Linked DNA regions of Homo sapiens: region 2 is linked to region 1. The links are chromatin loops, found by intact Hi-C in ENCODE. Cell type or tissue: Caco-2. All regions are shown on one strand. Each heading gives the region's core, and the rest is flanking DNA. Links, peaks and the distances in the headings are about the cores only.

Region 1 (5,436 bases), core at 829-4,828:
GCCTTCATCAGAAAGTAAGAACCCAAAGATGCAGTTAGAGGTTGGCGCTTATGTACTGAATTAGACCAAGAGTGGTAAGTTATGAAAATGTGACCAGGCAAAGGCTTGGGCAAAGGGAGTTAATTGGTGGAGAACTGGCTGAGAGGATGAGGGTTAGTCTAGCAAGGTTTGTTTCTGCAGATTTCCCTCAGTCTCAACTTCCTGTCCCCAAAGATAAGAATGATGCTGTCCTTCTGGTGTTGGCAGAACGCCTTTCACAGGGGAACTTTATCTCCTGCTCTTCAGAGACAGAAGGAAGGTCAGAGTGAGCTTGCACCTCCTGTTTTCAAGTGCCTTTAACTCAAAATAGTCACTATACCAGAGTGTCATATTTTTATCTCCTTCAGAGACAAGCCACAGACTAGAAGACATTCGCAGTACATAAATCTAGCATGAGACTTGTACCCAGAATATATAAAGAACTCCTACAAACTGATTAATTTTAAAAACAGTCAATCCCATGGGAAAAAAAATAGCAAAAGACTTATGCTTCATAAAAAAGGATATCTAGATGGCCAATGAGTACATGAAAAGGTGGCCAACATCATTATTCCTAAGAAAAATGAAAATTAAAATCGTCACAACATACCGCCATACCCCCAGTCAAGGTGAAATTAAAGGAACTGACAATACCAAATTTTAGCAAACACATGGTGTAACTGAAACTCTTATATACTGCTGGCAGGAATTTCAATGAAGATAAGCACGTATACCTTATGACCCAGCAATTCCACTTCAGAGTTTGTTCGCTAATGGTAATGTAAAGGACCCTTCAGGCCGGGCGTGGTGGCTCACGCCTGTAATCCCAGCACTTTGGGAGGCCAAGGCGGGCAGATCACCTGAGGTCAGGAGTTTGAGACCAGCACGGCCAACACGGTGAAACCTTATCTCTACTAAAAATTCAAAAATTAGCCAAGCATAGTGGTGGGTGCCTGTAATCCCAGCTACTCTGGAGGCTGAGGCAGGAGAATTGCTTGAACCCGGGAGGCAGAGTCTGCAGTGAGCCGAGATCACGCCACTTCACTCCAACCTGGGCGACATAGTGAGACTCTGTCTCAAGAAAAAAAAAAAAAGGCCCTTCATAGAGATTTTATTCATAAATGGGAGACAAGCCAATTATCCACTGGGACAGAGCAGAAACCCCTCTTAGGGGCCTTCCAGGCCCCCAAAGCATGGAAATAACAAAAAACTCTTCAGTCCCTTCCAGGGAAATTCCAGGTACCTATCTAGGCTTGAGAAGTGAATGAACAACCTGAGAAGCAAGCAGGTAATCACAGCTTAAACGGTATCTACTCAAGTGAGCTAGAGTTACAAGGTGTTTGGTTCCCTATAGAAACTAAAGATAACATCTTGACATGTGTCTCTGAGTTGCTTTTTCAGAAACCCAGACCCCCACCAGATGGAAAATGCCAACCACTGTCAGGCAAGTGGGAATGGGGGACTGAACTCCAACTGTTACCAGGAAGTGCAGGAATCCTCAGTTCTTTGTCTCACTCGGAGGAAGCACTCTGCCAAGTGACTGATTTACTGAAGGACACTAGAGAGCAGACAGTTATTTAAGGGGAAGTACACTGCAAAGATCAGGCAGAGTGGGCTGCTAAAGGGAGTGAGCCAGCAGCAGCTTGAGAGTTCTGCACTGGGTTTTTATGATGTTGGAGTCTTTTCTGAAGTTCCTGCCTCTGTCTTAAGTCTCTGCTGTTTTTCTTTGCCTAGTTTTCCTACTTCTGCCTTAAGTCTCCATCCTTTGCCTGCCTAGTTCTCACCCCAGGCTTGTGGGACCCTCCCTTACTATTAGTTGGTGCACATGCATGTGTCCCAGTGTTGGGTACGAATCCTATTTGACGGCTGCATCGCTCATTACTGCCACCCCAGGAAGGCTGTATAGTACTCAGATCTATACTTACTGTATCTATGTTATCTCTTAGGAATTTCCTTCTCTGCCCTCTTCCCCTTATCAGCATGCATCTAGCTACATTCGGACACATTAACTGCAGAGTGAATGATTAGTGGGCATCTTAATGGGCATGCCTTCCTGTATAGGTATTCCCCCTCCTCTCTACTTGTATCTATCATGCCTGTTTCAGGTGGTCCCTGAGGGGTGAGATTTTCCAGACCTCCCTTTTTTCAGGAGCTCTCCTCTCCTGTTCATGTCTGGCTATCTGCCTGCTCTAACATGACCACCAGTCTTTGTTCTAAATTTCTTCCAGAGGAGCCTGGAAAGAATCATTCTCATAGACCAAACTTTAACATTTCTTTCTGCTGACCTCAAGTTTTAGATAAAGCCTCACTTCCTTAACCAATTGCAAATTAAAGAATCTCTGAATCCACCTATGACCTGCAAGCCTCCGCTTCAAGATAGCTTGCCTTTTGGGGCCAAACAAATGTATGGCCTCCATGTGTTGACTTATGACTTTGCCTGTAACCTCTCTCTCCCTGCCTTTAAAAACCCTTACATGTAAGCCTTCTGGAAGCTCAGGTCTTAAGCGTTAGCTACCCAACTCTCTTTGCTTGTCACCCTAAAGTAAATACCTTTCTTTCTCTCACTGCAAATCTCAGTGTCAATGTTTGGCTTGCTGCACCAGGCAAGTGGACCCAAGTTCAGTTTAACTGCAGAGTGAATGATTACACCATCAACAGTAGATGGGGCCAGGTGCAGTGGCTCACGCCTGTAATTTCAGCAATTTGGGAGGCCGAGGACCTCAAGTAGGCAGATCACTTGAGGTCAGGAGTCCAAGACCAGCCTGACCAACATGGCGAAACCCCACCTCTACTAAAAATGCAAAAAAATATTAGCCGGGCTTGGTGGTGCATGTCTGTAATCCCAGCTACTCTGAGGCACAAGAATTGCTTGAACCCGGGAGGCAGAGGTTGCAGTGAGCCAAGATCACGCCACTGTGTGGCAGGCCAGGTGTCACTAACGCAGGCCTCCATAATAACTGTTTCAGTACTGAGTGGTTAAGTTAAATATTAAAAGCCAGTGCTCCAGGAACAGAAAACCAAACATGGCATGTTCTCACTCATAAGTGGGAGTTGAACAGCGGGAACACGTGGACACAGGGAGGGGAACATCACACACTGGGGCCTGTCGCGGGGAGGGAGCCAAGGGGAGGGATAGCATTAGGACAAATACCTAATACATGCGGAGCTTAAAACCTAGATGACAGGTTGATGGGTGCAGCAAACCGCCGTGGCACATGTATACCTATGTAATAAACGTGCACGTTCTACACATGTATCCTACAACTTAAAGTATAATAAATAAATAAAGCCAGTGCTCTTACACAAAGGCTGTGATGTAACAAAAGCCCATCAAGAGTTTGCCTAGGCCTTTCCTGGGCCCTAAAGCATAACAAAATAATAGAGGAATTCTTAATAGAACCCATTTAGGATTAAACAAGTTTTACTGTGGGTCTGAAGAAACTCCCCAGGCCTCCACAAACAAGTTTATTGAGGGTCTGAAGGAACTCCCCAAACCTCTGTGATTTAGCAGGAGACAAGATAAGGGTAATCACCCCAGCACCTGGACCCATTGAGATTAAGTAAATTTACTGAGGCTCCAGAGGAAGGTCTTCAGGACTCAGACCTTAGTTGTGGATTAAAAGAAGTTAATCACTTATGTCTTTAGGTGAATGCACACTTACACATAGACATATAACTTAAAAGGTATATATAAGCTCTGGAAAACTATAATTTTGAGTTGGTCTGGCGATAATTTCCAAGTCTTCTCCCTGTAACTGGTTGCAGAAATATAAATTCTCTTCCTCCCCAGTTTATCTGCACCTTGTTATTGGGCCACAAGAAATAGCAGCCTGACCCTCAGTTTGATCCAGGAACAATTGCACTCCAGCCTGGGCAACAGAGCAAATCTCTATCTCAAAAAAAAAGAAAAAAGAAAGAAACGGTAGATGGGATATATAATTTATGGCATATTCATACAATGGAATAACATAGCAATGAACAAAAATGAACTACACGCATGCAATAATATGGATAAATTGCTCAGTTATAATGATGAGCAAAAACAAACACAAAATAACATACACAGTAAATTCCATTCATATGAAATTTAAGAGGAGGCAAACTAATCCTCCTACATATATCAAATACATTTTGGGAATAATTAGGGAAATGTGGGTAAGTACTGGATGTTTGACAATATTAGACATTTGTTCATTTTCTTAGGTGTGACAATGGTATTGTTATCACTCATATTGTTATCACTCATATGAAATGATTAAGAGCAACATGTCATGATAGCTGCAACTACTTTTAAACTCTTGTAAGTGTGTGTGTGTGTGTGTGTGTGTGTGTGTACTTTTCTGTTTTGGAAAAAAATGAGAATGAACTACATTCTCATAAAGTGCAAGGTAAACACTTTATTTTCAAACATATTTATGCACTTCTCATAAAGTGCAAGGTAAATACTTTATTTTCAAACATATTTTTAACCAGAGCATAGAGGAAAAGATTGATATGTTTGCCTATATTAAGATTCAGAATTTGTTTCATCAAAAAAGATCACTAAGAGTGAGCAAGGATAAGCCACAGAACAGGAGAAGACATCTGTTTCCTTTATAATAATTCATTAGGTTGTGTATTTAGATCTTTCATACACTTCCCTATATGTGTTTATATTCCACAATAGCAAATAAAAAGGTTAAAAAAGAAATTGGGCTATAAAGGACCAGCTGGATCTTACTTAGCCAGGAATGGTTCTAAGGGATGTTTTTATCATGCTTGTTAAATAGGTCATTTAGCTGCAAGGAATTTAACATTGTTGCCTGCAGAAACCATTAAAAAACAAACAAACAAACAAACAATAAAACTAACAAGCAATATTCTCCAAAGTGCTGGGGAAGAAGAGCCCAAGGCTGAGAAGAGGTGGGGGCAGCAGCTGGGGAGCCCCTCCTGGAAAATATGAAACATCATGAAGCCAATTAATTTTCCCTGATTGGCATGAAAATTAATTTGCCTAGAATTATTCATGCTGGAGGGTTCTAATTATTCATATCCATCAAGAGGCAAATTGAGTTTTACACAGAGCGAACAAGAGGGACGCCAGAGGGAAGTGATGGGGTGTGGTGGGTAGGCCTGGGTTGGCAGGCAACCTGGGATCCAGGTAGTCCTGAGACACAGGAATTCTGGAATACAGCTTGGGCAGGGGTGTCTCGGGGCCTGTTGCCTCCTATCTGAAGTGGTTCTCCTCTGGGGAGAGTCACTGAGCCACAGGAGAAGCAGCACAGACATGTGCTACTGTGTGCAAGCTGCATCACAGGATGCACCTGATGCCAGGAATGAGCAATGCCCAATGCTGGGAACCCAGAGACGCTGTCAGCTGGGGCTGGTGCCCATGCTGGGGAGAGTCACATAACAAAATAAGAGGATGTGCTCAGTGAG
Region 2 (4,697 bases), core at 698-4,697, 120 kb after region 1:
AGACCTGGGTTCAGAAATCAGCTCCTCGGCTCGGTGCAGTGGCTCATGCCTGTAATCCCAGCATTTTGGGAGGCTGAGGCAGGCAGATTGCTTGAGCTCATGAGTTCAAGACCAGTCTGGGCAACATGGTGAAATCCTGTCTCTACCAAAAAATTTAAAAAATTAGCTGAGCGTGGTGGTGTGCTCCTGTAGTCCCAGCTATTTGGGAGGCTGAGATGTGAGGATTACTTGAGCCCAAGAAGCTGCAGTGAGCCAAGATTGCACCACTGCACTCCAGCATGGGTGTCAGAGCCAGACCCTGTCTCGCAAAAAAAAGAAAAAAAGAAAAGAAAAGTAATCAGCTACTCCATTTACCACTTTTCCATCCTTGGATATGTTATTCAAGCTGTTCAAGCCTCATCTATAATGTGGGGGTAAATTAACCTCTAGGTTATTGTGGAAATAGTGAACACTATATTTACAGCCCCTGGAATATCAGAAGTGACTCTGTAGATGGTGGCTATCTATAGTGGGTAGCAGATGCTATAACTGTGGTGTGCCCTGCCCATTGTCCTGCTTTCCTTTGGAGCTCCTTCTTCGGTGGGTGTGCTTTGATGAGCCCTGTCTCTTACACTGTGATGTGCACATAGCCCAGGCTTGAGGATGAGCACATGAAGTTTGGGCTCTCTTGGGAAAAGCCCAAGAAGAGCTTTCCTAGGATGCTCTATACTTGTAGGACCCATAAGTTCCCTTTTCTTCTAGACTAGCAGAGTTGGGAGGATGTGAGTCTAGAGCTACCAGATGCCAGCTTGCCCACTACATGAAAGACCTGCCTAGAAGTTGAGGTCAAGACGAGTGAAGAGACGGAGAAACAGGGACAGAGAGAAATGGAATTAATGACATTTCTTAAGAACCTGGTCCCAGTGATGCCCAAATCCTGGCCACTCCCACCACGTACTATCAGCCATAGGAACCAATACATTTTTTTCTTGCTAAAGCCAATTTGAGGCCACTTGCAAGAAGTGTTATGACTAATATACCATTATCTTTTTGTTGTTGTTGTTTGGTTTGGTTTGGTTTTTTTGAGATGGAGTCTTACTCTGTCACCCAGGCTGCAGTGCAGTGGTGCTAACCCAGCTCACTGCAACCTCTGCCTCCCAAGTTCAACTGATTCTCCCACCTCAGCCTCCCAAGCAGCTGGGATTACAGGCTCCCACCGCCATGCCTGGCTAATTTTTGTATTTTAAGTAAAGATGGGGTTTCACCATGTTGACCAGGTTGTTCTCAAACTCCCGACCACAGATGATCTGCTCGCCTTGGCCTCCCAGAGTACTGGGATTATAGGCGTGAGCCGCCGCACCCAGCCAATATACCATTATCTTAATAAAGACCTTCAGAGAGCCAACTCTAATGCATTTGTTATGCTATAGGTATCATCAAGCTAGTCTCTCCTGAGTGCCTGCACCTGACCCATCAGTATTAATATGGAGTGTCCAAACTAGGACAATTTTGAGTGAAAGGGGAAAAAAATAATTACACCTAGGTAGCAGGTGTAAGCCAGAACTGTCCTGGGCAAATGGACGTATGAGTAGGTGGTTGAAGGGGTAGGAGTTCAGAATGAAGGTTGGCAAAGAGGCTAAGGACATTGTACACTGTGCTGGGGTTGGCACCAAACACTGAGGCTTGTGCAGACTCCCCAGCCTGTCCAGCTTTCCTTGAGGCGATCCTTGCAGAGACAAAAAGACAACTCCCCACAGAACCATCTGGAAGGCCCTGTCCCTGGGCTTCTAAGGGGCCCAGATGTTTAGATCCAATTTCAGCAGACCGTGTAGGAGAGACCTGTGGAGTGAGCCAGTGAGTGGATCCCCCAACTAATTCCAGGATATTAGCAAGGCCTCCAGGAATGAGTTACTTCCTTTTGCCACCAGCAAGTGAAGTCTCCAAAAGCAAAACCTTTTTCAAGATGATCAGCTTAGCCAGGCACGGTGGCTTACACCTGTAATCCCCAGCATTCTGGGAGGCTGAGGAGGGTGGATCACCTGACATCAGGAGTTCAAGACCAGCCTGGCCAACATGGTGAAACCTGGTCTCTACTAAAAATACAAAAATTAGCTGGGTGTGGTGGTGTGCACCTGTAATCCTAGCTACTTGGGTGGCTGAGGCAGGAGAATCGCTTAAACCCCGAAGGCAGAGGTTGTAGTGAGCTGAGATCGCACCACTACATTCCAGCCTGGGAGACAGAGCAAGACTCCATCTCAGAAAAAAAAAAAAGAAAAAAGGAAAAAATCAGCTTGCTTGTGTTTGTCCTGCATGTCTTTAAACCTTGACCCCTGCGTGGTCTATGCTGTGGCTAAAAAGTAGTAGACTGAGATGCTGACGACGACACACAGGCTTTAGGCCAAAGGCCCTGGCTCCATCGGTATGAGTACTGTGGCCCTGGGCCAGTCACTGCCTGCTTCCTTTAAGTGGGGCCTTCATACTCACCAGGAAAGGCTGCCGATGAGGATTAGGGGTACCAGGCAGTCCCTGGTAGGGCTGATTGAGCTTGGTAAAGCATAGTTGCTATTATGACATAGCGGCTGTTAGTCCCTTAGTTAATCTAGTATGTGCCCGCATTGCTGGTGAGACACAGGGGGCAGACCTCTGTTGGCTCTCCAGGTGGTCAAATAAAGGTGCAGAAAAGCAAACAGCCCTTTGCCCAGCACTCCTTCTTTAATAAATCACTGCTTAGTTCCTGTAGAAGATTCCAGACTTTGGAAATACTCACTGGAAATTTACCCTAATTATCTATTTAAAAATGGCTTTCTAAACAGAGTGCTGAGATAAGATGGCCCATCTCCGTGTTTAAGCATTTCTAAAGTCTCGTTTGTTTATCAACACGCCCACAAGCTATGAAGCTACTAAGGTGACTGACCGGTTCCTTGAAACTGGGCTTCATTTACAAGTTACTAGGTGCACTTTAGGAGGGCAATTTCAGGTGTTTAACCAAAACCTGACAAACATATGCATCTGAGATTCTGTCCTTAGAATATAGTCACTAGCGCAGTCATGTCCTCACAATGAGTGAAATAGTGAAAAGTTGGACACAATCTAAATGTCCAGGCGTGGATTGTTAAATTTGCTTATTTTAAAATTTGGTTTATCCATACAGTTGATCTTTGAACAACATGAGTTTGACCTGCATGGATCCACATATACGTGAATTTCCTTCCGCCTCTACCACTCCTGAGACAGCGAGACAAACCTCTCCTCTTCCTCTTCCTCTTCCTCCTCAGCCTACTCAGTGTGAAGACCTTTATGATGATCCATGTCCACTGAATGAATAGTAAGTATATGTTCTGTTCCTTACAATTTTCTTATAACATTCTCTTTCCTCTAGCTGACTCTAGTGTAAGAATACAGTATATAATACATATACAGAATGTGTATTAATCAACTGTTTATGTTATCAGCAAGGCTTCTGATGAACAGTAGGCTATTAATAGTTAAGTTTTGTGGGGGCCAAAAGTCATGCACAGATTTTCGGCTGTGTGAGGGGTCAGTGCCCCCAATCGCCGCACTGACCAAAGGTCAATTGTATTTTGAATATTAAGCTACCGTTAAAAATTGATAAATGAGACTTCAAATTTTTTTTTCTTTTTCTTTTTTTTTTTTTTGAGACGGAGTCTCGCTCTGTCACCCAGGCTGGAGTGCAGTGGCGCGATCTTGGCTCACTGCAAGCTCCGCCTCCCAGGTTCACGCCATTTTCCTGCCTCAGCCTCCCGAGTAGCTGGGACTACAGGCGCCCGCCACCACGCCCAGCTAATTTTTTGTATTTTTAGTAGAGATGGGGTTTTTTAGTAGAGACGGGGTTTCACTGTGTTAGCCAGGATGGTCTCGATCTCCTGACCTCGTGATCCGCCCGCCTCGCCCTCTCAAAGTGCTGGGATTACATGCGTGAGCCACCGCGCCCGGCCGAGACTTCAAAATTTTTAAAGCCTGCTCTTCCAAAGACACCACTAAGAAAATGAAGAGGTAATCCACTCAGATAAAACTTTTCATGGTACAGATATCTAATGAAGGACTTGTATCCAAGAACAAATTAAGAATTGTCATAACTCAATAAGGAAAGCAATCTTTTTTTTTTAAGGCAAATGATTTGAAAAGACCCTTCACTACAGCAGATATACAAATGGCAGTAAGCATGGGAGAAAATGAGTCTTCATGAGTCTTTAGGGAAATACAAATTGAAACCACAATGAGTTAACGCCATACACTCACAAAAATGGTTATATTTAAAAGGCGACAACACCCAACGCTGGTGGGAGTGGGAGCAAATGGAGCTCTCCCCAAAGCCACTGTCCCTTATAGCAGGGTCCTCCTTCAGTCATGATGAATTTCTGCTTTTCTTTTTTCCTCCTGCACCATCTCCTACCCCAGTTCATTGTACATATCTGAAATCTGATCATGGGCCCAGCTGCTGTTGTATCCCATGAGAGTCCCTGTGACCACAAATAAATACCTGGATGGAGAGGGGCTCCCCAACTCCAGAGCCAACATGGCCACCTCAGCCTTGCCCAGACAGCCCCCCAACACCCTACGGGGCTTTGCATGTATCCTTCCTAAAGACATGGGCATACATATCTGACTTCCCCAACTCTCCTCCCCGATTTCCTCACCAGGCAACTTGGCAACCTGCCTCACCTTTACAGACACGCGCAGTTGTCACCTCCTCCAGG

What was found. Peaks named below come from ENCODE experiments on the same cell type or tissue, not always from the same donor. Only the 100,000 strongest peaks of a DNase experiment are listed, where the experiment ranks them.
Region 2: it touches region 1 in a loop (8-fold over the local background); 1 of 110 quality-filtered maps calls a loop at or near these places.

What each region holds. Positions count from the first base shown.
Region 1 is chr2:126,994,282-126,999,717 of GRCh38, forward strand. No RefSeq gene overlaps it. Among named protein-coding and RNA genes, the nearest start is that of TEX51, 98 kb to the left of the region's middle. In Caco-2, for the core only: no CTCF peak of the experiment used is centred there; DNase peaks (open chromatin) are centred at 1,891, 2,690 and 3,020.
Region 2 is chr2:127,113,133-127,117,829 of GRCh38, forward strand. LOC105373605 (a long non-coding RNA gene) reads left to right here. Exons shown (of 4, transcript XR_923311.4): 2 at 3,131-3,304. Among named protein-coding and RNA genes, the nearest start is that of BIN1, 8.3 kb to the left of the region's middle. In Caco-2, for the core only: no CTCF peak of the experiment used is centred there; a DNase peak (open chromatin) is centred at 2,549; H3K4me3 peaks cover 1,734 bases.